Regions from separate parts of the Homo sapiens genome. Here region 1 is linked to region 2. Evidence: read pairs that join two places in POLR2A ChIA-PET (ENCODE). Cell type or tissue: GM12878. All regions are shown on one strand. Each heading gives the region's core, and the rest is flanking DNA. Links, peaks and the distances in the headings are about the cores only.

Evidence for each region. ChIA-PET counts read pairs that join two places held together with the same protein. Peaks named below come from ENCODE experiments on the same cell type or tissue, not always from the same donor. Only the 100,000 strongest peaks of a DNase experiment are listed, where the experiment ranks them.
Region 1: POLR2A ChIA-PET joins it to region 2 with 7 read pairs; 4 of 35 experiments call an interaction of 5 or more read pairs at or near these places.

What each region holds. Positions count from the first base shown.
Region 1 is chr1:236,404,142-236,420,239 of GRCh38, forward strand. It overlaps EDARADD (EDAR associated via death domain), which reads left to right. Exons shown (of 6, transcript NM_145861.4): 2 at 5,075-5,133; 3 at 10,119-10,158. Among named protein-coding and RNA genes, the nearest start is that of EDARADD, 18 kb to the left of the region's middle. In GM12878, for the core only: no CTCF peak of the experiment used is centred there; no DNase peak of the experiment used is centred there.
Region 2 is chr1:236,089,471-236,105,568 of GRCh38, forward strand. No RefSeq gene overlaps it. Among named protein-coding and RNA genes, the nearest start is that of NID1, 32 kb to the left of the region's middle. RefSeq lists enhancers at 7,134-8,333, 7,280-7,783, 7,759-8,053, 7,784-8,286. In GM12878, for the core only: no CTCF peak of the experiment used is centred there; a DNase peak (open chromatin) is centred at 7,895; H3K27ac peaks cover 485 bases.

The DNA.
Region 1 (16,098 bases), core at 4,604-8,603, 310 kb after region 2:
CCTATTAGATATCAGAGCCTTGCCTGAAGGCTCAGCCTGCTGTTAGGCGGGGGCTGGGAAAAACAAACATTTTAAAGCTTCTAGATAAACGATTTGATTTTACACTTAATAGTATCGTAAACATGCAACTCCAAGTTCCTAAGAAAGACCTTAGGGCAGCTTTCCACTTCTGAATCAGTCTCAAATAACCAGGATCTGCTCTCCTCCAAATAACTTCCCTGGTACACACTCACATCTGGACCTGTGAGAACAAAAGGAGTCTGCCAGGATCTAAAATAAAGGCCAGGGAGAAGGTGCAGTTTCAGATACAGTGCATGGGCGCCACCGTGGGCCTGGGTCAATGAGTGTATTTGGCAGTAACATGTATGTAAGAACTTAATCCACAGCTTGATATAAGGCAAAGGCTGATAAAGTCAGAACCGCAATCAGAAAAATCATAAAAGACCTGACTAGCCTGGGCAATATAGCGAGACCCCGTCTCTACAAAAAACAGAAACAAAATCCCCCATACATTAGCTGGGCATGGTGACGCATGTCTGTGGTCCCAGCTACTTGGGAGGCTGAGGTGGGAGGATCGCTTGTGCTTGGGAGGTTGAGGCTGCAGTAAGCGGTGATCACATCGCGGCACTCCAGCCTGGGTGACACTGTGAGACGCCGTCTCAAAAAAAATGTCTGGCGCGGTGGCTCACACCTGTAATCCCAGCACTTTGGGAGGCTGAGGTGGGTGGATCATCTGAAGTCAGGAGTTTGAGACCATCCTGGTCCAACATGGGGAAACCCCATCTCTACTAAAAATGCAAAAACAAATCGGGCATAGTGGTGGGCACCTGTAATCCCAGCTACTCAGGATGCTGAGGCAGGAGAAACGCTTGAACTCAGGAGGCGGAGATTGGAGTGAGCCGAGATCACGCCACTGCACTCCAGCCTGGGCGACAGAGTGAGACTCCATCTCAAAAAAAAATTAAGTAATTAATTTTTAAAAAAAGACCTGAAAATGCCTCTAACACCTGTTCTAAAAGTAGTGCCTTTCCCAGTTCCCCTCTCACTTCATTGTTGTGCTTCAGAAAACAAAAAAACCTAAATTCTCTGTGTCTTTCTCATCTTAAGTTCCATTTATTCTGAGATGTCAGACCGAAGCAAGAGACTTTGTGCCTATAAACCTGTGATGTCTTCTGTCTCTATCTTGTTGGCCTCATAACCCTCCAACACAAGCCCTGGGATCTCACAGAACTCGGTCAGAGTCTGAGGAGTGTTGATTGAAATTCACCCACCCAGGTGGTTCCCAAATCCAGAATAATGGTAGTAAGCTGAGTGTGGGATCCGGAGACCTGGAACTCCTCATGGTGCAGAGGAAGAGCCCGAGGCTTAGAAAGCTTACGTGACTTCTCCAAGGTCACACCTCTAGGCTTGTCCAAGGCCACAGCTCTAGACTTGTTTAAGGCCAGACTGCTAGCTCTTAGTGATGTGCCACTGAGGACCGGTCCTTCCTTGCTTTTAACTGTCCTGTGTGTGTCCTCAATGATGCTTTTTTTGTGGCTCTGCCTTTCCCAGCGATCTACTGCATTTTCCTCTCCTTCCTTTCTTTTTCTTTCTTTCTTTCTTTCTTTCTTTCTTTCTTTCTTTCTTTCTTTCTTTCTTTCTTTCTTTCTTTTCTTTTTCTTTCTTTCTTTCCTTCCTTCCTTTCCTTCCTTCCTTCCTTCCTTCCTTCCTTCCTTCCTTCCTTCCTTCCTTCCTTCTTTCTTTCTTTCTTTCTTTCTTTCTTTCTTTCTTTCTTTCTTTCTTTCTCTTTCCTTTTTTTTTTCTGCTCATTCTAATTTTCCTGTAGGAAGCAGGATTAACTTGTCCTGGACGCAGCGGGCATTGTTTGCAGAGGATGGTGTCAGAGCATTTAAAGCCCCCAGCCTCACCCCACCCCTGGCTCCACACTCCAAACCCATTTACCTGAAATTTCACTGTGTTGATGCTATTAACAAGCCACACTCCTGGCAGGATGGCATTTTTAAGCCGTATCCTCCAGGTACCCTGTAGTGAAGATGAAATATGTGAGACTAGGCTGTGATAGGAGGAGGGAGAAGGGACTTCGGGCTATTTTGTGGTGGCTTCTACCACCCCCTCCCCAGCTAGGAACCAGCGTGTGAGAAGGATGGGAAGGAAAAACTGGAAAACCGAATGCACGTGTGTCCGGCTGTAAGGACTCATCTGAAGCATCGTCATATGTCACTTAACAACAGGGATACACTGTGAGACATGCATCACTACATGGTTTCGTAGTTGGTGAGCGTCATAGAGTTCACTTACACAAACCTAGATGGTGTAACCTACAACACTCCTGGGCTGTTTGGTACAGCCCATTGCTCCAGGACTACACACCTGCCCAGCATGGGACCACCCTGAATACAGCAGGCGGCTGTAACACAGTGCTATTTGTGTGTCTAAACATATCTCAACATGGAAAAGGTATGGTGAGAAGATGGTGGTCTAATCTTTATGGGACCACCATCATATACATGATCTGTCCTGTGACTGTACGTTAATGTGTCATGTTCTCTCTCTTCTCTGTGGCTGTGCTATTCCCTCTGCCTAGAATGCTTTTCCCTCGCTACCATGTCAACTCATCCTTCCAGACTCAGCCCTCAGGCCCTCTGCAGGCTCTTCTCCCACCCCTCCTCTCTCCGGGAGCTCCCCAGGCTGCGAGTGCTGGGTCTGGGTGTCCCCTGGTTGTCCTGCACTGCCACTGCCTTAGCACTAAGGGCTCTGTATCATTACTTGTTGCTTGGGCAGTAAGAGTTCTGCCATCTCAGGGAGGCATTAGCAACACAATTTGTTTTTCATTTTCTTTCTATCCATTTAAATCCAAATCTGAGTGTGTATTGCACTGGACTGGCAGGAAATTCCACTTCAGTCAGAACTGGGGCTCTGTCCCTTAGGGCCACACAGGAATCTGAGGGGTTCATGTGGTGCTGGGAAAAACTAGGAAAGGACCTCAAATTTGTAGTGCATCAGGGAGGCATTGCTGTCTTATGGTCCTGGCCTGAGAAGTCCCTTGAGACCCAGCAGCCCTCTGTTTCTGTGCTGGACACAGGGCACAGGTCTCTTTGCTGGTGCTGGGCCGCGGTCCCCGGGGGTTAGGCTGCTCTGTGCTGTCTCTGATGCAGTCTTGCCACCTTCATGCTCTGCAGATGTCTGTATCCTGCTCCATGGGAGGCAATGGCAAAGGCTCTCTCCATTCGTCCCCATTTCTCTTCAGTGACTGGAGGCTGCATAAAACAAAGAGATGTTGCCTTCTCGAAACTTCTTTGGGCATTATCAACACCTGCAGGGCAAAGAAACTGTGGAAAGTTCAGACACATTCTCAGCTGGGAAACACCTAGGAAGAACACACACAAATTATTATCTTGACAAATTGTCCTGCTGTGCTTATTTGGATCCCCAAAGGCATTCCCAGGACCTAATTCCTAGTCTGCAATATGTACTTAATGAGGATTTGGATCAAAAGTGAATGCTGACTCTTGGCGGACCCACGACTGCCACTTAGGGTACTGCAGGTCGTTCACTGCACAAATCTGGAGGATCCCACGCAAAAAGATTTGATTATTTACTGAGACAGCTCTCTGGCAGATGTCTTATAAAGCATTTTGGAGATGGGAAACTTTTCTAATTTGTACTAATTAGGTCCTGACTGAGGTCTGTGCCTTTTTCCGTATTTCCCCTTTAAATTCCTTCAATGCATCAAGTGATAAAGTATCAGAAACAAAATATTGAGAAATCAAGATTATTTTTGATAAAAAACTATGGTTTTTTCTTTATTAGTCCACATAAACAACATTCAGAAGATTAAGAAAAATGAGTTGCAGCAAAATAGGAAATCAGGAAAGAAGTAGATTCAGAATGGAGTCATTCCTGCCGAAGGTAGTGTCAAATTCAGTAGGCAAGAGAGTCATTAATGTGATGCCTGCATAGTTTGTGGTTGTTTGTAACTCTGGGTATTTGAAGATATTTATAGGTAACCTGTTCCAAAATATGGTGGGGTTTTTTATGTAGTTACTTTTTATATTTTTAATTAATTAATTTATTTTTTTGAGATGGAGTTTTGCTCTGTCACCCAGGCTGGAGGGCAGTGGTGTGATCTCAGCTCACTGCAACCTCCACCTCCCAGGTTCAAGCTATTCTTCTGCCTCAGCCTCCTGAGTAGCTGGGACTACAGGTGTGCACCACTATGCGAGGCTAATTTTTGTATTTTTAGTAGAGATGGGGTTTCCCTATGTTGGACCAGGCTGATCTTGAACTCCTGACCTCAGGTGATCTGCCCGGCTTGGCCTCCCAAAGTGCTGGGATTACAGGCGTGAGCCACTGCGTCTGGCCTATAGTTTCTTTTTATTAATCTATTTCTTGATGCAATCTGAATCTGTTCCTCTTTATTTTGTCTCAACTAATAATTGGAAGTAAGACTTTCAGGCCAGGTGCGGTGTCTCATGCCTGTAATCCCAGTGCTTTGGGAGGCTGAGGTGGGAGGATCGCTTGAGGCCGGAAGCTCAAGGTTGTAGTGAGCTATGATTGTGCCACTGAGTGTACTCCAGCCTGGGCTACAGAGCAAACCCTATTTCTTTTTTCTTTCTTTCTTTCTTTTTTTGAGATGGAGTCTCACTCTGTCTCCCAGGCTGGAGTGCAGTGGCACTGTGTTGGCTCACTGCAACCTCCGACTCCTGGGCTCAAGCGATTCTCCTCCCTCAGCCTCCTGGGTAGCTGGGATTACAGGCGCCCACCTAATTTTTATTTTTATTTTATTTTATTTTTTAGTAGAGACAGGGTTTTACCATGTTGACCAGGCTGGTCTCGAACTCCTGACCTCAAGTGATCCACCCGCCTTGGCCTTCCAAAGTGCTGGGATTACAGCATGAGCTACCTCACCCAGCCAATCCTATTTCTTAAAAAAAAAAAAAAAAAAAGGAGTAAGGTTTTCTTCAGCCTAAGTAAAATTACTTGCCTCTGTATAGAGACAGTTATCAAAGGACTCATTTGTGGTTTTAAATTAAAGCAAACCCGCTCTATTTGTTTGTTTTTGTTCTTTTTACAGATCATATGGTAAAGGAACCAGTGGAAGACACAGACCCTAGCACTTTATCCTTTAATATGGTAGGTGACAAATTTTACACTAATGGTGATAATTATTGTTTTGCTTTTTTTCTTTGTTATTTCTTTACGTTTTTATTACTCAGTATTTACATGTGCATCAGAAACCCCAAAGTAAGATTTTTCTAAGATAACTGCTTTATCTTGGTATTCTACGTGATAATAATAAACTTTGGGTTTCTCCAGGCTAAAAATGGCGTTAGATTCTTTTCTTCTTTTGCTCATGTTGGAGGTGATATTACATTATGTGAGGGCTTTACCCACTTCCCTGGTTTTTTTTTATTTCATTTTTCATTTTTATTTTTTTTTAGACGGAGTCTTGCTCTCTCACCCAGGCTGGAGTGCAGTGGCGCGATCTCAGCTCACTGCAATCTCTGCCTCCCAGGTTCAAGCGATTCTCCTGCCTCAGCCTCCCAAGTAGCTGGGACCACAGGCATGTGCCACCATGCCTGGCTAATTTTTTTTTTTTTTTGGTAGAGTGGGGGTTTCACCATGTTGGCCAGGCTGGTCTTGAACTCCTAACCTCAGGTGATCTGCCACCCTCGGCCTCCCAAAGTGCTGGGATTACAGATGTGAGCCACCGTACCTGGCCTACTTGCCTGTTTTTAATACTACTGGTCTGGTAATGGAGCAGCCTGGGATGCCAGATGGACACACGCTATTGGATTTACCTCAGTTACAGCGTTTAGTTCTAGCAGCTGCCTTCTGAGCCACATCCTCTCCCCACCCTCCCGTAACCATTCTGAGGCTATTGCTTTAAGGGTATCCAAAGATTTCACATATATTGGTTTTTTAAAATTCATTTTATGGTTTTATTATTATTATCATTTTAATTTCAGATTCCATGGGTACGTATGCAGCTTTGTTACGTGGATGCATAGCATAATGGTTAGGTTTGGGCTTCTCATAAATCCATCACCCACATAGTGAACGCTGTACCTAATAGGTAATTTTTCAACCCTGAGCCCTCCTCCCACCCTCCCCCCTTTTGGAGTCCCTAGTGTCTGTTATTTCCATCTTTATGTCCATGGGTACCCATTCTTTAGCTCCCACTTATAAGTGAGAACATGCAGTATTTGATTTTCTGTTTCTGAGTTATTTCACTTGGGATGATGGCTTCCAGCTGCATCCATGTGGCTGCAAAGGAGAGAATTGTGTTCTTTTTTATGGCTGCCATCATTATTTTTCAACCTCCCAAGATCCTCCCAACCATCCCTTGAGATGGTGGGGCACGTACCCCCATCCTACAGATGCAGAAAGGACAGTTAATGGAAGTGTGCCGCCACCTAGACCGGAGCCCTGTGCTCCTGCCCAGCACTGCTTCTTGCTGAGGGCCAAAGCGGTGCTCTCTGTCAGGCAGCGTGTGTGATGGGCATATTGTGTAGGACACATTCCTTCTGTTCCAGATCCTCAGAGGATGGGATCTACCAACTCATGAAAAGTTTTGGTTAACTGATTTAGTTACAGCGACACAGAATACACTTCATGTAATTCAACTAAATGTCTTTAAATCTTAGGTGTCTTGCGGACCTGAGGTGTTTGTTTTCCTGTCCTTTAATTACCCCTGGCTTGGTAAATTGTAGACAGCGTAGGGGGTCAAGCTTTGATACCCACTGGAAATTCCTATGAAAAATTCTCAGTCTCTTCACTCTGATCAAAATGGAACGAAGAACAACCCTGTGGCCATGGCTTATATGTCTCTGGAGTAGCTTGTTACTAAAGCCTTTGGTTTCTATAAAGTGTTATTCAGTTTGCCTTCTTTCCCTTCCCACTGCCCCCACCTGTGACTCTCCAGTTCTCCCTGGTATCCTGCTTACTTCCTGATACCAGGTTTTCTTTCCCTCCCTTGGAGCTATGTCCTTATGCTCACCTTGGGGCTCAGCTACCTCTAATTACTTCTCCATGCTGGGGACAAAGTGATCTTTCCAAAGTGTCCCTCTTACTAGTTTCTTAGGGCTGTCGCAACAGAATACCACAGACTGGGCAGCTTTCACAATAGAAATGTATTTGCTCCTGGTTCTGGAGGCTGGAAGCTTGAAATCAAGGTGTCCTCAGGGCCATTCTCCCTCTGAGACCCATAGGGAAGAATCTTTCCTTGTCTCTTCTAGCTTGTAGTGGTTGCCAGCCATCGTGGAAACTCCTCAGCTTATAGAGGCATCACTCCGTTCTCTCACTCGTTAGCACATGACCATCTTCTCCCAGGGTGTTTGTGTCTCGTCTCTTCTTCTCCTTCTCCCTCTCCTTCTTCTTTCTTCTTCTTCTTCCTCTTCTTCTTCTTTTTTTTTTTTGAGATGGGGTTTCACTCTTGTCGCCCAGCTGGAGTGCAATATGCAATGGCGTGATCTCGGCTCACTGCAACCTCTGCCTCCCAGGTTCAAGTGATTCTCCTGCCTCAGCCTCCCAAGTAGCTGGGATTACAGGTGCCCACCAACGGGCCTGGCTAATTTTTTTGTATTTTTAGTAGAGACGGGGTTTCACCATGTTAGTCAGGCTGGTCTCGCACTCCTGATCTCAGGTGATCCGCCTGCCTTGGCCTCCCAAAGTGCTGGGATTACAGGCGTGAGCCACCATGCCTGGCCCTCGTCTCTTCTTTTAAAGATACCAATCATATTGGGTCAAGGGCCTACCCTCCTCATAACTTAACTAATTACCTCTACAACTACCCTATTTCCAAATAAAGTCATATTCTGAGGAACTGGGGGTTAGGACTTCAACACATCTGGTTTGGGAGACAGAATTCAACCCACAGTATTCCCGCTGGGTACAGGATTTAGTATATACCCCTTGACATGGGAGATGAGGTCCTCCATGGCCTTACCTCAGCATCCACTGCTCACCTGCTGACCCAGCCCTGTGTAGCTGTGTGGTGCTTCTTAATACGCCATGCCCTCTCACCCTCCCAGGGTAGCAATAATGCTGTTCCCTCTGGCAAGGAAAATCTCCCTGCATCTTTACCTAATGAACTCCTGTGCTTCTTCCCATCTCACTTCAAGTATTCCCCTGATCTACAAAGCCTTACTTGCCTTGGGACTTTCAGGTGCTCCCTTCTCCGTAGCCCAATCCCTATTTGCCATCTCAGAGAATTGTCATTGCCTGCTTGTCTGACTTCTTGCAAGACTGTGTTGACCATCTTCCCTCATGCAAAGTCAGTGCAAGGCAGGTAGCAAGTTTCCCGAGAACCTAGAAGGGCATCCCACCTAAATCCCTTTGCTTATCTTTCTTGGTCTTTCTTAGAAACTGGGTCCGTCATTTCTCATCTAATCCCGCCTTCCTCTGTCCACCTCCAACAGACTCTCTGTTTCAGTTCTATACCCTCCGCTCTTCCAGCCACCTGATCCCTTCTCCTGCCATGCCTGCCACCAGCAACTACTTTGCTGCTTCTTCTGAGTTCATCCAATTCTCAGCCATTCTCTAGGGCTAGCTCCAGCATCGTCTTTCTAGGAGCCCTGAACTTGCTCTGGCTTCTGTGTTCTTCCATGCAGACTTTCAGTGGATGTTTACTTAAAACTATGTTACAATCTGGGAATGCACAGATTGTAATTCCATCTCTGGGAAAACTCAGTCTATCTGAGGAAATAGACAAGTACTGTTTATTTTTATTTATTTATTTATTTTGAGACCAACTCTTGCTCCGTTGCTCAGGCTGGAGTGCGATGGCACGATCTCAGGTCACTGCAACCTCCGCCTCCTGGGGCAATTCTCGTAACTCAGCCTCCTGAGCAGCTGGGATTACAGGCACGGGCCACCATGCCCAGCTAATTTTTGTATTTTTAGTAGAGATGGGGTTTCACCATGTTGGCGAGGCTGGTCTTGAACTTCTGATCTCAGGTGATCTGCCTGCCTCAGCCTCCCAAAGTGCTGGGATTACAGGCGTGAGCCACCGCACCCAGCCTCTTTTTGAAACAGAGTGATAAATGTTCTAGTACAGGTTTGTGTTCCTCGGTCTTGGGAGTAGAATGATGAGAACTAATTTGATCTGGGGTAGAACTGTAGGACTATTCTGTGTGATTAATTTTTATTTACTAATTTATTTTTGTTGGGAGAGGTTGGAGGCTTCTAGAAGTTTTAAAACTTTACTGCCCAGCTCCAAAGAAACTCCCAGGAAAGGCACTTAAAACAAAACCCTCGATTCTCCATTTCTTTCTCTCTCTCCTCTCTTGGAGGAAGACATGGGTGGAGAGCTACAGGAAATTGTTCAGGTGTAATTTTGTTCAGGCTGAAGGACAGGGCTGAGTGGAGTTGGGAGCTGAGCAGGGGTTAGGGGACAGGGTTGGGAAATTAGGCTCCTTTTCATTCCTCTCATGGACGTTTTCAGAAATGGCTACATTGTTTAGTCTGAAATAAGTTTCCGGAACTTTAGATATCGGCATGTAAGTATGAATAAATGAAAAGAAATATATGTGATTGTGAGAACATTTGCTATTTTGAATTCCTGTAACAGTATTACTCTCAACTGATGCATTGAGGAACTGTGCTGAATTCTGCATAATTACTGATTTTTAGATCTTTGTGCAGTCAGTAGGGAAGGGATCTTTTGAATCATCCTGTCTCAGTCGACCCAGGCCAGAGCTCTGCAATAGTGAGTACTGCCCAGAACACATGCTTATTGACCCCAGTGACTATTGCAGAAACGGTGAGAAGAAATGCATCTGTCCTCATAATTCATGACAACAAATGCTCCTCAATTGTAAACTGCAGGAGGCTAGCACTGCAGAAAAGAGAGGAAGTGTAGTTTCGTGGTCCAAGCTGTGGAAATTTGGAAGCCTTATTCTGTTTCATGTTCCAGCATTAACCTCTTGTCAACCTTGATTTCATTCCTGTCGACTGAGAATAAACACAATCAATGGATAAGGCCAGTTGATAAGTTTGAGGTTAAACATTTTCAAGTTTTTAATTGAAGTCATAACTTTCCCAAGACAAAGCTTTCTTTTCACTTTGATCTTACATGGCATTTAAAAATAATTCTCCTCTTTTGTTGGTTTCTACAGTCAGACAAATATCCCATTCAAGATACGGAACTCCCTAAAGGTATGTACAGTTAAAATAACTACTTGAACATGTGATTATTTTAATATTGTGAACAAAGCACTAGTCGACCTAATTTTTCATTATTTAAAATTGTAAAGTAGAAACATGCCCATAGATTAGCTCGTGACTTGTGACATAATTGTCTCAGAAATTAATTTTTTTCTTTTTTAAATAGTATCTTTTAACCTTGCAATAGAAATGAATTTTCTTATTAAAAACTGTAAATTATTCCATAACAAATTATGCGTTAAATTCCTGTGGTGTTTTTAACAGGCATAAAATGAAGACAGCTGGGACTTTGGGTTGCAAAGGGAGAGAAATCTAACACTAATTTGTTTAAAAAGCGGGAACTGGCCAGGCGCGGTGGCTCGCACCTGTAATCCCTGCACTTTGGGAGGCCGAGGCAGGTGGATAGCCTGAGGTATGGTGTGGGCGTGGTGGCAGGCACCTGTAATCCCAGCTACTAAGGAGGCTGAGGCAGGAGAATCGCTTGAACCTGGGAGGCAGAGGTTGCAGTGAGCCAAGATCGCACCACTGCACTCCAGCCTGGGCAACAAACTCCATCTCAAAAAAAAGAAAAAAAAAGTGGGAACTTGCTGACTTTGGGGTCTTTGGGCCCTGCTGCATCCAAGCATCTAAGTGAGGCTGTCAGGCTGAGTCCATCTCATGGCTCTGTCTTCTTCCATGTTGGCTCCATTCTTGGGCAGGATTTCCCCCCGTGGAGGGAAAGATGATTACTAGCGCCTCTTGCTTTAGATGGCGTTCTCAAGGTGGTGGAGGAAGAGGGAGCCTTTCCACCAGCACGGATAGCACAATTTTAGAGATGATTGTGATTGTGGCAGTTCAGGTCATGTGGCCATCCTTAAATCAGCTATTGTCATCAGGAGGATGGAGGACATTGGCCAGGTCTGAGCCTTGAGATCGGGTCGGGGAGGAGGGTCATGGAGTGGATTTTGCCCAAACCACTGTTCTGTGGCTAGACAAAGGGGTGAGGGATGCTTGTTAGGCCCAAAAGCAAACTAAAAAAGCTATCTTTGATAACCCATACACTTATGCTTTAGGCATGGTGCAGACCATAGGGGTGGCTAGACCCTAGCCTTCCATAACCTCTCCTGCTGGGTGGTCAGCAGGGCTATGTTCCTTTTTTATTATTATTATTTTTTGAGACAGAGTTTCACTCTTGTTGCCCAAGCTGGAGTGCAATGGCTCAATCTTGGCTCACTGCAACCTCTGCCTCCCGGGTTCAAGCGATTCTCCTCCCTCAGCCTTCCAAGTAGCTGGGATTACAGGTGCCTGCCACCACACCCGGCTAATTTTGTATTTTTAGTAGAGGCGGGGTTTCACCATGTTGGTCAGGCTGGTCTTGAACTCCTGACCTCAGATGATCCACCTGCCTTGGCCTCCCAAAGAGCTGGGATTACAGGCATGAGCCACCCACTGCACCTGGGCCCTGTGTTCCTTTATGGAGGCCAAGTTGCAGGTTGTCACAGTGGGGCCTCTACCTTGTAGTCTGCTGACAATCCAGAGATGAGGGGTGGGATGGGGTGGAGTTGGGGACAATCAGATCTGACTAGTTTCAGAGATGGCAGGGGCACCTGGCATCCTGGTCACCATGGAGGGGTAGGCCTGCCCAGCACGCACTAACGTGAGTCTCCCCAGCAGTTCTCATGGTAGTGGATAATCGTAGAGAGATCCCCAGGGCCAACCTGTCCAGAGTTTGGCCAAAGCTCTCCTCCTCTTCTCCCCCTACTATTCCAGACCCTTCTCCCTGCTCCCTGAAATGACACCATTAGAGTGTCCTTTCTTTTCTGTCCAAAAAGGCTGTGAGTGGCCTCAGCAAGTGGCTTCAGGTCTCAGGGTCTCTGTTTCCTCCTCAGCACAGCGGGGAGGACAAGGTTACCGTCCACCTCCCAGGGTGCTGGTGAGAATTCAGTGAAATAAATCGAGAATGGTGCCTGGCACTTGTGAACACCAGACAGGGGTGCAGGGAAATCCAGCCGAAGAAGTGTGAAAAATCAAGCTTAAAATCAAGCCTTCAGTCAGAATGGCAAAGTGAAACTGTCTTAGAAAAAGACGGAGCTGTAATGGCCCTAGCATTGAATGTCGTGGTGCCATCAGGCTCAATATCTTTTTTTGTCACTCTTAAGTGTGATTTCCTGTTTTGAAAGAAAAAGATTGTTGCTTAGCAACCTGATACTACAGTAATTGTATTATCAGATTTCTCCTAGAATTTGAGTTCTACAAAAATCTTAATGAATTTATAAGTAACGTGAATGTGAAAACCATACCCTAGGTCTTCCCTTTGTCCTTATTCATGCTGAATAGTATTTTTTTCTTAGATCAAGGAACAGATTGGAGTGAACATTATTATTAAGTGCATAATTTCTTATCTCCAAATGAATACATCATTTTATATGTAAATGAACCATGTCTAGAAGTTTAAAAACTTACTCCTACATTTGCGCTCAACAATATAACAACTTGATGTCTGCTAGCATTTTTCTTTGATGTCACTAGTGGGACCAATACTATCATTAGACATTGTGGTAATTTTCTCATTAAAGTTGTTTATGGCCGGGTGCCATGGCTCACACTTGACTCCAGGAGTTCAAGACCAGCCTGGGCAACATGGCGAAACCCCATCTCTACAAAAATATATAAAAAATTAGCTGGGCGTGGTGACATGTGCCTGTAATCCCAGCTACCAGGGAAGCTGGGGTGGGAGGATCACCTGAGCCTGGGAGGTTGAGGCTGCAGTGAGGCATGAACTTCCTGGGCTACACCCCAGCCTGGGTAACAGAATGAGACCCTGTCTCAAAAATAAATAAATAAATAAATAAATAAATAAGTTGTTTTCAGGGAAAGAAAAATCCACGTGAATTAACGAAGAGACTGATTTATAGACTTAAAAGCAATTGTAATTTAATTCTATAAAGGAAAGACTAGGACGCCAACGTTTAAGTGAGTTTTAAGGAGGCCAGCTTTATTTACTAGAAGCATCATTTGTAATTAGCGTTAAGAGTTTCACAAAATCTCTTACATACTGCTAACATATTCCTACTTCATTCACAGAGAGTATAAACCTTTAACAGTGGCCAGAATAGATTGGTTTTGAATAATGTGGTTTTAATAATCAGCTGTGGAAATCTAGTGTAATTTCATTTGTCAGCATCTGTTTTTGAGGTGAAATGTGTTGATATAAATTATATCTGTTTTCTCATAGGGCATAAATGCAGAACTTCCACCTCAAGCAGCCACCCCCTGATTTTACAGTTTTTGGGGGTTCATTTGGTTTGGGGCTCTTTTCTGATGGCTGTTCTGTGAGTCTGCGGGTACTAAGAACTGGTGAGATTGAGGTTTATTTTCCATCACGTGATTCCCAGTATCTCGCAGAAGCTGCTGCTTGATTGTTCTGAAGAAAATGTGACTGTTCACATTTTCGAGAGAAAAATGTGTTTGGAAAAGGAATTTTGATTTTTGAGCCACTATTTGTAATGGAAGAAAATTACACTTAAATACACGAATCTAACAAGATTTTATCATCTTCATTTTCTCTCGTGTCCCTGCTCTTTTCTTTGATTATTCAAAAAAATGTTATAGTGTATTTAGAAGTTAAAGAGAAGTAAGGTAGACTTTTTTTTTTTCTCTTCTTTTCTTTTTTTCTTTTTTTTTGAGACGGATTCTCGCTCTGTCGCCCAGGCTGGAGTGCAGTGGTGCGATCTCGGCTCACTGCAAGCTCTGCCTCCCAAGTTCACGCCATTCTCCTGCCTCAGCCTCCCGAATAGCTGGGACTATAGGCGCCCACCACCACGCCCAGCTAATTTTTTGTATTTTTAGTAAAGACGGGGTTTCACCGTGTTAGCCAGGATGGTCTCGATCTCCTGACTTCATGATCCACCTGCCTCGGCCTCCCAAAGTGCTGGGATTACAGGCGTGAGCCACCGCGCCCGGCCTCTTTTCTTTTTTTCTGAGTCTTGCTCTGTCACCCAGGCTAGAGTGCAGTGGCATGATCTCGACTCACTGCAACCTTTGCCTCCCAGGCTCAAGCAATTCTCTCACTTCAGCCTCCTGAGTAGCTGGGACTACAGGCGACCACCACCACACCCAGCTAATTTTTGTATTTTTAGTAGAAATGGGGTTTCACCATGTTGGCCAGGCTGGTCTCGAACTCCTGACCTCAAGCGATCCATCCACCTCGGCCTCCTAAAGTGTTGGGATTACAGGCGTGAGCCACCGCACCCAGCCAAAGTAAGGTAGACTAATGCTACCCTTAAGAAGTCTGAGGAACTTGAACTTAAATATAGATGCTGTTTGGGGGTGCCTTTTAGAACAACGTGTTAATTAAATGTAGAAGTAGTTCAGTTTGAACACGTGAAGAGAAAACAAACAAGTACTAGGAAATCACTAAATAATTCAAAAGTAGAAAGGTCTGTCCTAAAACTAGGAAGCCAATATGTTGTATTTGATATGATTTCCTACCTCACGGATTGATAATGATGCCATGTGAAGAGTTGTCCCTGTTCCCACGGGAAACTCCTCATCCTCCCACCTGTGTGGTTTGCTCTGTGTTCTCATCCCGCTTGTTCAATAAATACACTCCCCGCCCCCGCTCCCCAAGCCTTGACAGAGACCCTCTTGGGAATCTTCTGTTACAGTAAACTAAAAACCAACCTGCCCTCCCCTCCCAGTCATGGCAAGAATACAATGGTAACAACTCTCCAAAACATTTTTTAATCTTTTGTGCATAAGAGGATAGAGGGGACGGAGAGGACTATGACCATGGGAGCATTTGGAAAGCCACCTGAGAAAAGTCGCTGTTAAATTCAAGTTCTTTGCCAGTGTTTCAAGAGGCCGAGGCAGGAGGACCACTTGAGACTAGGAGTTTCAGACCAGCCTGAGCAACATAGTGAGACTCCTATCGCTCCAAAAAGAAAAAAAAAGTTAATTAGCTGAGTGTAGTGGTGCACACCTGTAGTCCCAGCTACGTGGGAGGCTTAGGCTGGAGGATCGTTTGAGCCTGGGAGTTCGAGGCTGCAGTGAGCTATAGCTATAATTGCACCACTGCACTACAGCTTGGGCAACAGTGAGCCCCCATCTCAACAAAAACAAAACTAAAACAAAACAAAAAACTCAACTTCTCGTAGTGGGAAAAAAGCACTTTAAAGAAATCTGGGTTAATAATTTTGACATTGTGGGGATGACTGTGATTGAAGTCACACACCTATTACGTTGGGCTGTGACGAATGACACTTCAGTGTGCATCAGAATGTGGGGATGCTTGTCAACAACGCAGACTTCTGGGCCCCTGGAGATTCCAACTAAGGCGGTCTGGGGGAGAGCTCAGCACTCTGACTGACAGGCAGGAGAGCTGAGAGCGAGGCAAGCCTGGGTCAGATGGTGACCGCTCTAGCTGTAAAAAGATAACATACACAGCCTCAGGCAAAGACCACACTTTTAGCTTCAGTTTCCCAGATAATACTATTATGAAAAGAAAGTCTTTTATTCCAGTCAGAATTGTGTGTGAGACAATGAATATACATGGTCCCTTATTTGAACCAATCTAGCAGCTCAGCGCATAATAGGTGAATGAATGCTAATGCATGGACGGTGACTCGCGCCTGTAATCCCAGCATTTTGGGAGGCCAAGGCGGGTGGATTACTCGAGGCCAGGAGTTCCAGACCAGCCTGGTCAACATGGCGATACCCCGTCTCTACTAAAAATACAAAAATAGAATTAGTCAGGTGTGGTGGTGGCACGCACCTGTAATCCCAGATACTGGAGTGGCTGAGGCACGAGAATCGCTTGAACCTGGGAGGCAGAGATTGCAGAGAGCTGAGATCATGCCACTGCACTCCACCCTGGACAACAAAGTGAGACTTTGTTTCAAAATAAATAAATACATAAAATAAAAAGACTGCTAATGAAGGTAAAAATCAAAT
Region 2 (16,098 bases), core at 6,270-10,269:
ACTGGCACTCCAGCCTGGGCGACAAGAGTGAAACTCCAACTCAAAAAAAAAAAAAAAAAAAGAAATGCTTACCAAACTGAACTGTTGTTGAGCAGAAACCACCCTGTTCAAAGCAAAGTTTACTTCTTGAAAATGACTCATACATGAGCCAAGTGATAACAAAACAATTTCCCTGTGCAGTTCACATCAAGTACTTCAGGGGGGACCAAGTCATTCATCTCAGTGTTCAGACAGGTCCTGAAAGATAAATTCTGTAGAGATGTGTTTAAAACAAAGATCATTTCGGGAGGCTGAGATGGGAGGATCTCCTAAGCCTGGGAATTCGAGGCTGCAGTGAGTCTTGGTCGCACCACTGCACTCCAGCCTGGGTGACACAGTGTGACCATATCTTAAAAAAAAAAATGAGTAAAACAATGATTATAACACTTGTACTAACACATCTTTAAAAAAAAAAGGGAATAATTGTATTGTGGGTGGGCTTTTCTTTTAATTTGTTTAACTTAAAACTTGTTCAGATCAGATGTTATTTATTATTATTATTATTATTATTATTATTATTATTTTCTGAGACAGAGTCTTGCTCTGTCGCCCAGGCTGGAGTGCAGTGCAGTGACACAATCTTGGCTCACTGCAACCTCCGCCTCCCAGGTTCAAGCAATTCTTATGCCTCAGCCTCCTGAGTAGCTGGGATTACAGGCACCTGCCACCACGTCCGGCTAATTTTTGTATTTTTAGTAGAGACGAGGTTTCACCATGTTGGCCAGGCTGGCCTAGAACTCCTGACCTCAGGTGATCCACCTGCCTCAGCCTCCCAAAGTGCTGGGATTACAGGCATGAGCCACTGCACCTGGCTCAGATCTTATTTTCTTGAAGTAGTCTAGCTGAAGTGCAAAGCACCCTTTGCCCCTTTACACTTAAAACATGCCAGCTCACAATTAGCCAGGCATGGTAGCAGTCACCTGTAATCCCAGCTACTCAGGAGGCTGAGGCAGGAGAATTGCTTGAACCTGGGAGGCAGAGGTTGCAGGGAACTGAGATTGCACCATTGAACTCCAGCCTGGTCGACAGAGATTCCGTCTCAAAAAACAAAACAAAACAAACAAAAAAACCCCACCAAAACCAAAAAAAAAACCACGCGGGCTCAGGGCTGGAATACAGTCCCGTGTCATGCACATGTCTTCCTTCTCAACCATGAAGCTTTGCAGGTTCAGAAGTGGGCAGAAACCCCTGAGTCCCTGTATTCTTGTGGATGTTAACTGTATGGACCAAATGTCCTTCATTCCAGTTAAAAGATCTGAAACTACAATGATCGGCAATCCACTCATTTCGGACCAAATATGGTATGTTTTGGCTCAGAACACATACTCCATGGAGCTGTCATCCACAGGAAGGTTTAGCAGAGACAAGTACTTATCTTCTTCCAGGAACTAGAGTGCTAAATATTTACAAATTTAAGAGAGGCTGTGTCCCTGAGACCCTCTCAAGAGAGGAGTGGTTGGCTGAGGGTTTTTTTCCCTCTTTCTGGGTTTACACTGAAGATATATTATTACAAAACAAATGATGAAATATGAGACGTGTTCAACTGGTTGTTTGGGCAACATGACATCCACTGGCTAGTGTGGCCCATCTGCGAAGCATTTTTTGTTTTTGTTTTTGTTTTTGAGACGGAGCCTCACTCTGTCGCCCAGGCTGGAGTGCAGTGGCGTGATCTTAGCTCACTGCAACCTCCGCCTCCCAGGTTCAAGCAATTCTCCTGCCTCAGCCTCCAGAGTAGCTGGGACTGCAGGTGCCCGCCACCATGCCCGGCTAATTTTTTTGTGTCTTTAGTAGAGACGGGGTTTCACCATGTTAGCCAGGATGGTCTCGATCTCCTGACCTTGTGATCCACCTGCCTCGGCCTCCCAAAGTGCTGGGATTACAGGCGTGAGCCACCGCACCTGGCTAAACAAGTTATTTATGTAAAGTGCCTAGAACAGTGCTTGGCACATAATGAGCACTAGATGTCGGTAAACTATCATTATTAGCAAAGGTAATACTATAAAGTACATTGTATTACTTACTATATGGGATTTGCAGCTGTTAACAGTCCCCAGACTAGTAACTCAAACAAGATAAAAGTTAATTTCTCTTTCTAGAAGCCGTTAGAGGAGTGGGACAAGGCAGGCAGTTGCTCTGTTGCATGAAGATTCGTCCTGTAGCACGGGGCCCTTGTCTACATCAAAGCATTATCTCCAGGGTGTCACTGCAGAAAGGGGAGAGAGGAAGTGAACAACAACTAGCTTCCTTTTGAAGGATATGACCCCTTCATTGCATATGTCACTTCCGCTCACATCTTGTGGCCAGAATTTAGACCTTTTGCCAAAGCTGGCTAAAAGGGAGGTGACGACTGCTCGCCTACATGTAGGATTCAGCCACACTGCCCTAGAGCCTTGACACCCACCCAAGCCAACCACTTAAAATGGGGCTGGAGGGGCCAGATTTCTTCTACTAAATGAAAGAAAGGATACTGGGGAATAGCTGGCGGTCTCTGCCACACACTCTTTTTCTTTAGTGGGATTATTTTGTATGTGCTGCTGTACATATGGGTTTCTCATCGAGCAGTGTATTGGGTGCCGTTCCCTAAGTTCCTGTACACAGATCTGGTTTATGTCATCCATCAGCTCTCTTGTATTCCAGGAAATGGAAATCTCTCTTTTTTTTTTTTTTTTTCGAGATGGAGTCTAACTCTGTCACCCAGGCTGGAGTGCAGTGGTACAATCTTGGCTCACTCAACATCCGCCTATGGGGTGCAAGCAATTCTCCAGCCTCAGCCTCTCTAGTAGCTGGGATTACAGGCATGTGCCACCACGCCCGGCTAATTTTCGTATTTTTAATAGAGACAGGGGGTTGCCATGTTGGCCAGGCTGATCTCGAACTCCTGACCTCAGATGATCCACCCGCCTCAGCCTCCCAAAGTGTTGGGATTACAGGCGTGAGCCACTGTGCCTGGCCAGGAAATGGAAATCTCTTAATTCACTTAGCCAAGTCTTACTGATGGATGGACACTGAGGTTGTCTCCAAGTTTTGCTATTACAAACAAAGCAGCAATGTACTTTTTTTTTTTTTTTGAATCAGAGTCTCATTCTGTTGCCCAGGCTGGAGCACAGTGGCATGATCTCAGCTCACTGCAACCTCCATCTCCTGGGTTCAAGTGATTCTCCTGCCTCAGCCTCCTGAGTAGCTGGGACTACAGGTGCACACCACCACACCTGGCTAATTTTTGCATTTTTGGTAGAGACAGGGTTTTACCATATTGGCTAGGCTGGTCTTGAACTCCTGACCTCAGGTGATCTGCCCACCTCGGCCTCCCAAAGTGCTGGGATTACAAGCATGAGCCACCGTGCCCAGCCAAAGCAGCAATGTACATCCTTCTACATATTTTTTGCACATTTTTTTTTGCCAGCCTTTCTATCACATAGGCTTACAGAAGCAGAAAGAGTTTGCACATTTAACATTTTGACACATATGTGAGTCTTCACATCTAGAGATCGCCCCTTTAGAGACATGATTCCCATCTGAAGACCTCGGGGGAGAGGTCACCAATCCCCACCCATCAATGACAATCTTGATTTATAGCTGACTCAGACTAACATCCTGGAAAAAAAAAAAGGAAAGGCGACAGAAACTTGACACTTGTTGAGAGCTAGGTATTATTATCCTTATAAGTGTGGAAATACAGACATGGAACAGTTACATGATCTGTCCAGTTCACAGAGCTGATAAGGCTTTCCTTTTCGTTCTTTTTTTTTTTTTTTTTGAGACGAAGTCTTGTTCTGTTGCCCATTCTGGAGTGCAATGGTGCCAACTCGGGTCATTGCAACCTCCGCCTCCTGGATTCAAGCGATTCTCCTGCCTCAGCCTCCCGAGTAGCTGGGACTACAGGCTGAGCCACCATGCCCAGCTAATTTTTTGTATTTTTAGTAGAGACGGGGTTTCACCATTTTGACCAGGCTGGTCTCAAACTCTTGACCTCAGATGATCCACCCGCCTTGGCCTCCCAAAGTGCTGGGATTACAGGCATGAGCCACCATGCCCAGCCTTCATTCTTTTCTTAAATCAGCTTTATGGAGGTACAATTTACATACAATAAAATTTGCCAAACTTTAGTATGTAATTTGCTACATTTTAACAAATGTGGACAGCTTTGTAGCCAGCACTAGAATCATGATATGAAACATTTTCATCACCCCTAAAAGATCCCTCATTTACAGCCAATCCCTTTTTTCCATCCCAGCCCTGCCAGCCGCGGATCCACTTTCTGTGGCTATCATTTTGTTTCTAGAATTTCATATGAATGGAGTCTTACAGTATGTGATCTTCTGTGTCTGACAGATTCACCCATGTTGTTACGTGTATGTGTACTTCATTCTTGTTTTTATTTGCTGATGAGCATTTTATGACTTGTTTCATTCACAAGTTGATGGACATTTGGGTTATTTCCAGTTTTTACCTATCACAAATAAAGCTGCTATGAATGTTCCTGTACAAGTTTATGTGAATACATGTTTTCATTTCTCTTGGGTAAACATTTAGGTGTAGGATGGCTGGGCTATATAGGTGGTGTATATTGAAATATATGAGAAATTGCCAAACTGTTTTCCAAAGTGAGTATATCATTGTGCATTCCCAACAGCTATCTATGGGAGTTCCAGTGGCTCCACATCCTTGCCAACATGATCAGTCTTTTTCATTTTCGCCATTTTAGTGGATATGTAGACATATTTCATTGTGATTTCAAATTGCATTTTCTTTTTCTTTTTTCTCTCTTTTTTTTTTTTTTTTTTTTTTTGAGACAGGGTCTTTTTCTGTCTCCCAGTCTAGAGTGCAGTGGTGTGATCACAGCTCACTGATGCCTAAGCCTCCTGGGCTCAAGCTATCCTCCCACCTCAGCGTACCATGCAGTTGGGACTACAGATGTGTGCACACCACCATGCCCAGCTAATTTCTTTGATTTTTGTTTGTTTGTTTGTTTTAGTAGAGACAAGGTCTCATTATGTTGCCCAGGCTAGTCTTGAACTCCTGGACTCAAGCTTTCCTCCCACCTTGGTCTCTCAAAGTGCTAGGATTACAGGCATGAGCCACTGCATGCAACCTGATTTTCTTTTTCCTTTCTTTCTTTTTTCTTTTTTTGAGACGAAGTCTCGCTGTGTGTCACCCAGGCTGGAGTGCAGTGGCACTATCTTGGCTCACTGCAACCTCCGCCTCCCGGGTTCAAACAATTCTCTTGTCTCATCCTGCCAAGTAGCTGGGATTACAGGTGCGTACCACCATGCCCAGCTAATTTTTGGCAGAGACGGGGTTTCTCCATTTTGGCCAGGCTGATCTCGAACTCCTGACCTCAGGTGATCTGCCTGCCTCAGCTTCCCAAAGTGCTGGGATTATAGGTGTGAGCCACCATGCCCGGCCATGATTTGTATTTTCTTAATGATGAATGATGTTGATTTCCTTAGCCATTTGTATATTTTCTTTGGTGAAATGTCTATTCAAATATTTCACCTCCTCCCCAACACTTAAAGTGTTTTAAATTTTTTAAAATTAGTTTGTTTGGCTTCTTATTACCGAGTTGTAATAGTTCTTCATGTATTCAGAGTGCAACTCCTTTAACAGATACATATTTTGCAAATATTTTCTCCCATTCTATGGCTTGCTTTTTTCTTTTCTTAACAGTGTACTTTTATTTTGAAACAAGGTCTCACCCTGTTGCCCAGGCAGGCTGGAGTGCAGTGGCATGATCATAGCTCACAGCAGCCTCAAATTCCTGGGCTCAAGCCATCCTCCCACCTCAGCCTCCCAAGGAGCTAGAACTACAGGCACATGCTATCTTGCCCAGCTATTTTTTTTCTGTAGAGATTGGGGTCTTGCTATACTGCCCAGGCTGGCTCGAACTCCTGGGCTCAAATGATCCTCCTGCCTCAGCCTCCCAAAGTGCTGGAATTACAGGCATGAGCCACTGTGCCCAGCCAACAGTGTACTTTGAAGAGCAAAAGTTTTAAATTTTGATGATGACCCATTTATTGATTGCTTTTTATGAATTGTGCTTTTAGAGTCATTTGTATTAACTACATTTTCTTATTTTTGATATTGTTGATGCTCTGACATCTGAGACCTTGCTGAGCCAAGAGGGGCTGCCCCTCCCAGGCGGGGTAAGCTAATTCCCAGAGATAGCAAAGGACATGCCTGCAAGCATGCCTTCCATATGCAAACCAATCAATCCAGAGCTCACACCCCCAGCCACTTCCCTTAGTGGGTTCCCACACTCTGGGCCACTATCTACCTGCCCTAGTCACCCCAGAACCTGGTACCAGACAACTAGGGACAGTCCCTGTGACCCAGAGCCACCAAATTGTTCAAACTGCCCAATACTAACCCTGACTAGCCTGCTTATATTGCATCATCTATTTCTTCCCATGAAAACCATGATAAAGGCTCCTGCCCCCAGGTCCCATCACCCCAGCCTGCTGTCTTACCTGAGTACTTCTCCCTGTGGCCCTGCATGGAGTGCCATGCCTCCTGTCTCTAGGGACTGAGTATAACAAAAACCTTTTCCTTTATACCAATTATTTTCATATCTGCATGTCTTACCATACCCAATTAAAACAAATCTCAAATACAATTAAAACTCACTTCTGAGAAATCTTTGCCTAACCCAACCTCGCAAAGATTTTCTACATGTTTTCTTCTAGAACAGAGGTCACCAAGCTACGGCCTGTGGGCCAGTGGCTTGTTTTTCTAAATAAGGTTTTACTGGATTATGGCCATACTCTTCATTTTTGTAATGTTTATGGCTGCTTTTGTGCTATGACAGAGTTAAGTAGTCATGACAGAGACCACATGGCCCATAAGCCTAAACATCTGCTACCTCGCCCTTTAAGAAAAAGTAAGATGACCTCTGTTTTAAAAATATTATAGTTTTAGTTCTTACATTTAGGTCTGAGACCCTTTCTGAGTTAAACATTTTTATGATGTGAAGTAAAAGTTAAGGATATTTTTGTGTATGAACATCCACTTCATCCACAAAGCAGCAATGTTTCTTTTTCAAAAAAGACCATCTTTCCATGTTGAATTATGTTGGTCGTCATCAAAAATTAATTGACCATGTAGCTGTTTCTCAACTTTTTATTCTGTTCCATTGATCTTCGTGTCTATTCTTCTACCAATACCACCCTGTCACGTCTATTGTATCTTTCTAGTAAATCTTAAAATTGGGTAACATAAGCTCTCCATTTCCAGTTTCTGGAAAAATTTGTGTAGAATTTGTTGTAAATAAATTTTTGGTGCTGCAAAAGAAATAGCACTCAAACATAAGTTTAATTTTCTCAGCAAGGCAATTTTACTTCTCTAGAAGGGTGCGACTCGCAGATGGAGCAATGGCCAGAGCACACCTGAACAAGGGAGGGGAAGGGGTTCTGATTCCTGACACAGGTAGCCCCTACTGATGCGTCGTTCCCGTATTGGCTAGGGTTGGACTGCACAGTCTAAGCTAATTCCGATTGGCTACTTTAAAGAGAGCAGGGGTATGAGCCAGAGTGGCGGGGTGAGTAGTTTGGTGGGAAGGGTGGTTACAGAACAGGTGACTCAGGATGATTCAGGTCAGAGCAGGTGACCAGGGGTGACTCAGAATGGAGCAGGTGGCCAGGGGTGACTCAGAATGGAGCAGGCGGCCAGGGGTGACTCAGAATGGAGCAGGCGGCCAGGGGTGACTCAGAATGGAGCAGGCGGCCAGGGGTGACTCAGAATGGAGCAGGCGGCCAGGGGTGACTCAGAATGGAGCAGGTGGCCAGGGGTGACTCAGAATGGAGCAGGTGGCCAGGGGTGACTCAGAATGGAGCAGGCGACCAGGGGTGACTCAGAATGGAGCAGGTGACCAGGGGTGACTCAGAATGGAGCAGGTGACCAGGGGAATAGACGTTAACTACTGATTAGAACTGTTGGAAAAGGTTGTTTAGTGAAACTAGGGCTGAGGAGAACGAGGAAGTTCAACTTTAAAATGGAGAACAAAGAACTGAACATACTGACATACTGATTCTTTGAAGAGAAATTTAGAACTCACTGTATTCAACAAATTATTATTTTTGCTTTTAAGTGTCTGTGGAATTCACCGGTGATCCACCTGCCTCAGCCTCCCAAAGTGCTGGGATTACAGGCGTGAGCCATTGTGCCCGGCCAAGAACAGCCTTCCATTTCTACCTTGCCTGTAGCCTCCCAAACCAAAATACGGGTCTCAACACCTGGTCCTTGATCTCCTTGACTCCCGTTGGACCCAAGAAGTATGGCTTCTCTCCCCTTTCCTCTGGTGGATGGCCCTGGACACAACCCACCTCACACTAACAGAGACAGAGGGGTGGTCCAAGGGAAGTGAGTGAGAAGTTACCTGCAGAAGAGGGAACTTTTGAGAGAAGGAACCAGGTAGCTGTGAGGCCCTTGAAAACAGAAGGCTGTCAAGGCAGATTTGAAGGGAGAATATATGTGAATTAGCAAGTGCAGGAGATAGAGAGAGCACTAACTATTAGAAAGAAATGAAAATAGGGCCAGGCGCGGTGGCTCACACTTGTAATCCCAGCACTTTGGGAGGCTGAGGCAAGTGTATCACTTGAGGTCAGGAGTTCGAGTCCAGCCTGGCCAACATGGCGAAACCTCCCCACCATGTCTACTAAAAATACAAAAATTAGCTGGGTGTGATGGTGTGCACATGTAATCCCAACTACTTGGGAGGCTGAGGCAGGAGAATCTCTTGAACCTGGGAGGCGGAGGCTGCAGTGAGTCAAGATTGTGCCACTGCACTCCAGCCTGGGCGAAAGAATGAGACTCCATCAGAAAGGAAGAAAGGAAGGGAAGGGGAAAAGAAGGGAAGGGAAGGGAAGGGAAGGGAAGGGAAGGAAGGAAAGGAAGGGAAGGAAGGAAGGGAAAGGAAGAAAGGAAGGGAAGGGAAAAGAAGGGAAGGGAAGGAAGGAAAGGAAGGGAAGGAAGGAAGGGAAGGGAAGGAAGGAAGGAAGGAAAGGAAGGGAAGGAAGGAAAGGAAGGGAAGGAGGGAAGGGAAGGAAGGAAGGAAGAAAGGAAGGAGAAACTAGGAATAGGGAGAGGATAAAGAAATTTTAGTTTTTGAAAAAGCTGTGTTAAGCTAATCAAGTCACATGAGATCATGCAGAGATGTGGCTACCATAGTATCTAAAGAAAAGGACTCTGAGGCAGGCAGCCTGCCTGGGTTCAAATCCTGCCTCCCCCACTTATTCACTGTGCAATCTTGGGCAAGTTACCTAACCTCTGCCTCAGTTTCCTCATTTGTGATGGTTGTTGTAAGGATCAAGTTATTGCACGTAAAGTACTTAAAACAACTCCTGGCCCATTAAGCACAAGAGACCTGTGTTTTGTTCTTGTACTATCTTCCTCTTCATCATTATGTACCTATAAATTAACTAACCTGGATGTTACTGGCATTTCAAGATTTCCTTGCACAGTGCTAAAAGTCACTGTTCAAATTGTGCTCACAATCTGTGCACTCTTATCAGAATATGGGCAAGAAGTTGGACAGAGTTGCCCTACTAGAGAAAGTGGGTATATAGAGAGCATCTTTTACATATTTGCATTGGGGCTGTCTTTCATCACAATGGGAGCAGAATTTGACAGGCAGTAGGGTGGATGAGGTGCAGCTCCACACTAACCAGCTGAGCCATGTGAGCAAATATTGAGCACATCAACCCCATTCATCATCAGGCTTTTTTTTTTTTTTTTTTTTGAGACAGAGTCTCACTCTATTGTCCAGGCTGGAGTGCAGTGGCACTATCTCAGCTCACTGCAGCTTCTACTTCCTGCTTTCAAGTGATTCTCGTGCCTCAGCCTCTCAAGTAGCTGGGAATACAGGTGCACACCACCATGCCCGGCTAATGTTTTTGTATTTTCAGTAGAGACAGGGTTTCATCATGTTGGACAGGCTGGTCTTGAACTCCTGACCTCTGGTGATCCACCCGCCTTGGCCTCCTAAAGTGCTGGGATTACAGGCATGAGCCACCGAGCCCAGCCATCAGGCTCCCTCTAACACGTGTTTACATTTAATCATTCGATTTGCATAAATCTAGCTTCTTGCCTGCCCTAGACATGTGTGGCTTTGTTGCAAAGCTAGACATGCTTTAAAATTAATTTGAAATGCATGTAACTTTTGCTATCCCAAAGATGGTAATATAGCTGCATAGCATTCCTAGAGACCTCCAACACTTCCTTCCTTCCCGAACAGAGCATTTAACTCTCTTCTCAAACTACCGACTGTCTGGGGCGGTGTGCCATGATGCCCCGGGGGAAGCTCCGTGGATCTGGAAGGCAACTCGGGACATCTGGTCTGGCCAGCCCACCCACGTAATGCATTCAGCAGACCTGCCCCCTACACAGAGGGCTGAGCCTCTGAGCTCCCACAGGCTCTACCTTATAAGCAAAGACTGAAGAGTCTTTGTTCATAAGGAAGAGAGAAGAAAGAAAAGAAGCAATTAAACAGAATTGCAGGAGCTCCTAGAGTCTGTCAGTTTCTTCAGAGCCACGCCAGGGTCTCACCTATCTTTGTAGGCTGCTCAGTAGAAGTGAGGCACCCAGTGGGTGCTGGCTGAGGTCTCCTCTCCCTCGGCAGGGTCCCTTCTGATGGCCTCCCTCCTCCATCTGCAACAATCCCCCGCACCCCTGTGGGCTTCCTTCTTCCCACCACCTCTGCATGCTGGGCCCTCTGGGTTCTGTCTTCTTCCTATTGGAAGCTCCCTTTCCAAATGACCTCCTGTCCTCTGCTGGCCCAGACCTCCCCTTATGTGCTGTGAATCCCCCATCTCCAACTCCAGCCCAGTCTCTCTTCTCAACATGCAGTGGCCGCTTCCATCCATGTCCCCCAGGCATCCTAAATTCAGCACTTCCAAAACTGGAATTCACAGGTTTCCCAAATGCACTTGCACGCCTGGGTTCCTCATCCAGCCCAAGACACCACCTTTCCCCGACTCGCTCTGTCTAAAACCCGAGTCTTCTTCGACTTCCTTCCCTCTTTCCCTCGTGCCTAACGATAGTAATAGTATTGCTCATATGCATTGAGTACATCCAGTGTGCTAGACAGCATACGAATCCCCAGCAGTTTCCTTTGATACACCTACTACATGAGGCAGGTACTATTATCAACAGCATTTTATGGATGAGGAAGTGGGGTGCAGAGAGCTGGCTCGAGGGGGCAGAGCTGGTGGAGAGCTGGACTGAGACTGGGATCTGTTTGATTCCAGAGCTTGAGCCTTTTGCACCACTCTGCTCCATCTTTGACCGCCACACACCCTAAAAACAAAACAAAACCCAAAACACTCCACCACTGAACAATTTTGGTGACCACCGTCCCACCTCTGGGAGGGCTGGGAGTCCCCAGAAAACACAGAAGTAGCTCCCAGGCCCGTAATTCACCCCAACATTTTTGGTTCTAGAAACCTGGCAAAGCAGCCACATTGGCCCAAGCCAGCGACACCGCGCGGCCCCGCGCTTCCCACAGCCCTGGGCCCGGCAAGGCTGAAATCAAGTCTAGAAGATGGCAAGGTGGGAAGGAACGCTCCTCTTTCATCTTGCTTCAGAGAAAACCTTCGCCAGTCTCAGCATCATCAGTACACACGTGGCCTGCTCTTCAGCGGATCTCACCAGTAACACCTTCTGGCATTTGGGCTAGAGACCGGGCCCCTGAGGCCGCCCTGGGAAGCCTGAGGTGTGGAGGGGGATTCAGGATGTGCCTCTGTTCCTGTATGTGCAAGTGTGAGTATGAGTGTGTGTGTGAATGTGGAGGTGGGTGAGTGCATGAATGTGTGTGTGTGAATTTGAGTGTCATGTGGGTGTCTCTGTATGCATGTGTGTGTGTACATGGTGTCTTTGTATGCATGTGTGTGTGTGGGTGTTGTGTGTATGTGTACGTGTGTGCATGTGTATGTAAATGTAATTCTGTGGGTGTGTGTGAGTATATGTGTCAGAGTGTCATGTGGGTACATGGGAGTGTTGTGTGGGTGTGAGTGTGTGAGTGCTATGTGAGTGTGTGGTGTGTGTGTTTGTGTGTTATGTAGGTGTGTTTGTGGGTGTTGTATGTGTGAAGGTGGCCGTGTATGTGGGTGAGTGTTATGTGGGGGTGAGTATGTGTACGCGTGGGTGAGTGTGGGTGAGTGTTGTGTTATGTGGGTGTGAGTGTGCATGAGTGTGTGAGTGCTATGTGTGTGGTGTGAGTGTGTTTGTGTGAGAGTGTTATGTGGGTGTCTGTGGGTGTTGCGTGTGTGAATGTGGATGTGCATGTGGGTGAGTGTTACGTGGGTGTGTGTGTGGTGTGAGTGTATGTGTGAGTGTTATGTGGGTGTTTGTGGGTGTTGTGTGCGTGAATGTGGATGTGCATGTGGGTGAGTGTTATGTGGGTGTATGTGTATGCGTGGGTGAGTGTGGTGAGTGTTGTGTCAGTGTGAGTGTCCATGAGTGTGTGGTGTGTGTGAGTGCTATGTGAGTGTGTGTGTGGGGTCTGAGTGTGTGTGAGAGTGTTATGTGGGTGTTGTGTGTGTGAATGTGGCTGTGCATGTGTGTTATGTGGGTGTATGTGTATGCGTGGGTGAGTGTGGGGAGTGTGAGTGTGCATGAGTGTGCATGAGTGTGTGGGCACAGAATTTATCTGATCCCAAACCATTTTCACACCTACTCTCCCATTCGGAGGCCCATTAAAGGCCCCCCAAGCACTCCCCTGTCCCTCCCGCCTGTGGAAGGGCCGCTCCTGCTCTGAGGTCTTCTAGCACAGCCCATCTTGCACAGTGGCCATTTCCTGCTTGCATGGTAGTTATTTGTACCATTGTCTCTGCTCCTTCTAACTGGACGTCTCCTGAGGACAACACAGCGTCCGGTCTGTCGTTGTCTTCCCGAAGCCACCAGCACACAGTAGGTGCTCAACAAATAGCTGGTGAAGGCTGGGCACGGTGGCTCACACCTGTAATCCCAGCACTTTGGGAGGCCAAGATACGAGGATTCCTTAAGCCCAGGAGTTCGAGACCAGCCTGGTCAACATAGCGAAGCCCCGTCTCTGTTTAAAATGTATATAACTGGTGAACTCGTATCAACCCACCCCCCAGCTCAGTGTTCTCCACAGAGTCCTTGGGGGTGTTTTCTCTCCCCTACATTTCTGCTTTCAGCCCCAGAAACACCTGCCCCGGCAGCCTGGGGTGGGTGGGTGGGACAGCAGCTCCCTGCAGGCTTTGGTGAGGGTGGCCCCACCCGGAACTCCACATGAGGTCAACCTCCCTGGTCTGCAAGTCATCACAGAGAGGCTGAGAACCTGGCTGAGGCACTGGAGGGGCCGTGCGCGGTGACGGGACGCGCTCAGCCTTCTAGGGGCCTCAGTTTCCCCTCTTGGCACTAGGAGCAGCACCTTCCCACCCACTTCACAGGCCGTTGCAAGATGATAGCGGCGGCAGCTTTTGAAAAGCTCTGAATGATATCAGACAACAAATCACAGCACTGAAAAAACAGGTCTAGTGCTTTCGGTGTGAGAAAAGGTTATTTTTCAGTGTGCTGAAATACTGTACGGCAATTAAGTTGCTGAAGATGGATTTGAATGAACTAAAACTTAAACGTGGCAGAGAGAAAGCAGCCTGAGGCATGGCTGACTCTGCTCTTTGGTGTGGAAATGAAGCCCAGCGGCCTGGGGCTTGGCCTTTGTAGATCAGCCTCCGAAGGTGAAGCTGGAATGAGGGAAGGCATCTGCCCCCAACACCAGGTGTCTGAGGCTCTGGCCCCACCCCACAAAAGGGAGACACTCTCCAGCAAAGCTGCCGCTAAGCAGGGGCTCGGCGGTGACTGCAGCTGGTGCATCTTTTCTTGTTTCCGTTTTGCTGTGGTCACTTGATTTTAGAAGTTGCTGGAGGTACCTGTCCACCCCCTCCTCAGACAAGGGGCTGGGTTGGTTTGCAGGTAGAATCACTTTCCCTTTTCTCTGGACTTGATTTTCAGGCCAGTGGACTTGCGCAGCCTTTGTTTTGGCTGTTGTCCCTTCTCTAGTCCTTGCTATGTTGCTGAATATTAGCACAGTATTTGTAAGGGAGGGTGGGTTGGAGTAGAATGAAAATTCAACCATTTTTGCCTGACAGCAGATTTGATAGAAGTTTTAGTAGAGGAGAAGTTAGAATTTAACTCATGATTCATTAAATATATGTTTTCTATATTTCTTCTTATAAGAGATTTTCGACATCAATCATGTATCAAAGAACAGAATATACATACAATTTCCATTTTGTCAGTTTTATCCAATTCATCCACATCATGCAGAAACAGAAGTTTCCAGTAGATGGCGCCAAAGTCTGTCTTTTCTCCGCCTCCCTGCGCGCTCTTCGTTGTTTCAAGATCCGCACATCAACCAACCCTCCAGAAAATGACATTTCTTTATCAGCGCAGACCAGCACGAGGTGCTCTCCACAGCAGAAAATCCCAGTAAGATGTCTGGCAAGAAAAATAGCCCCAAGAGTTGTAGCCCTGGGCAGTAAAACCAGAAGCCAGGAATCCTGGTTTCCAAACAGTTGATGGGTTTTGTGCCAGTTCAGTTTTGAAGCAACGGCCCTGCGGTACTGAGGGTCAGAGCCGTCTCCCATCTGCTCCCTCTCTTCCTCCCACTGGCCCCCATGGAAGCAGCTGCCCAAGCTTCTTGAGAAGGTGAGTGCCGGAACTCCAGGACAGGAAGAAGACTCTAAGCTTGGTCTTAAAAGACCACAAAGCGGCCTGGCGCGGTGGCTCACGCCTGTAATTCCAACACTTTGGGAGGCCGAGGCGGGCTGATCACGAGGTCAGGAGATCGAGATCGTCCTGGCTAACACGGTGAAACCTCGTCTCTACTAAAAATACAAAAAATTAGCCGGGCGTGGTTGCAGGCGCCTGTAGTCCCAGCTACTCGGGAGGCTGAGGCAGGAGAATGGCCTGAACCCGGGAGGTGGAGCTTGCAGTGAGCTTGCTGGATCACTCCAGCCTGGGCGACAGAGCGAGCCTCCATCTCAAAAACAAACAAACAAAAAACACCACAAAGCATGAGATCCAACAGCCTGGGCAACATGGCGAGGCCTTGTCTCTAGAACAAAATTTTAAATTAAAAAAATTAGCCAGACATAGTGGTGTGCTTGAGCCGTAGAGGTCAAAGCTGCAGTGAGCTGTGATTATGCCACTGCATTCCAGCCTGGGCAATAGAGTAAGACCCTGTCTCAACAAACAAACAAACAAAAAGCCAAACAAACAAAACCCCACGAGATCCTAAGGTTCCCATGGCCTTTCTTCTTGCACTGGGCCCATGACTCTGCCTCAGGCTGTGACCGGGACATGAATGGAGAGGAAGGAAAGGGAAATGGTAAAGGGGGCAGGATTGTCTCCAAGTACTTCCCCAGGTCCAGGGGAAGAGGGCTGGCAGGTGAGGAAACCAGAGAATGGGAAACCCAGGCTGAACCCTGATGTTGAGCCCGAACGCTGATGCACTGCCGTCTGTGTGCATAGCACAGTGAAAACTGCAAAGAGATGTGGTTCCTGGCCTCCAGGAATTAACGATCAGGTGGAAAGAAAGTTCATTCCACCCAGGGATGCGTTGGAGCCAGCTAGCACCTTTGAGCTGATTGTGCACGTCTCTACACAATGACACCATGACGTTGTGTCAGTAGTTTCAAATCCGCCATGTGGCAGTATTCACACCAGAGAAATCAGCGAACTCCACAAATCAGGGCTCCCTCCACTCCCCCAGAGCTGAACTTTAAACATTTACCTGCATGCTGGTGACTCTGCCTCACTATAGCACAAACTGCTTAAATAAAGGTGGGGCGGGACATTTGGTCACAGTCGGGAAGCAGTTGAAAGTGTCATGGGTTTGAGTCTAAGGTCAAGCTCTTCCGCTGATTGACTATCTGACCCTGATTATCTCCACCTCAGCCTCTGCCTCTCTTTAATGAGACTGATGCTATCTACCCTAGTTAGTTACAGAGTGGCTGGGAGGCTTAAATGAGATCGGTCTGTGTGGATACTATGTAAATTATAATGGATTTTATCAAGGTAATAGATGCAGCTTTAAAACAT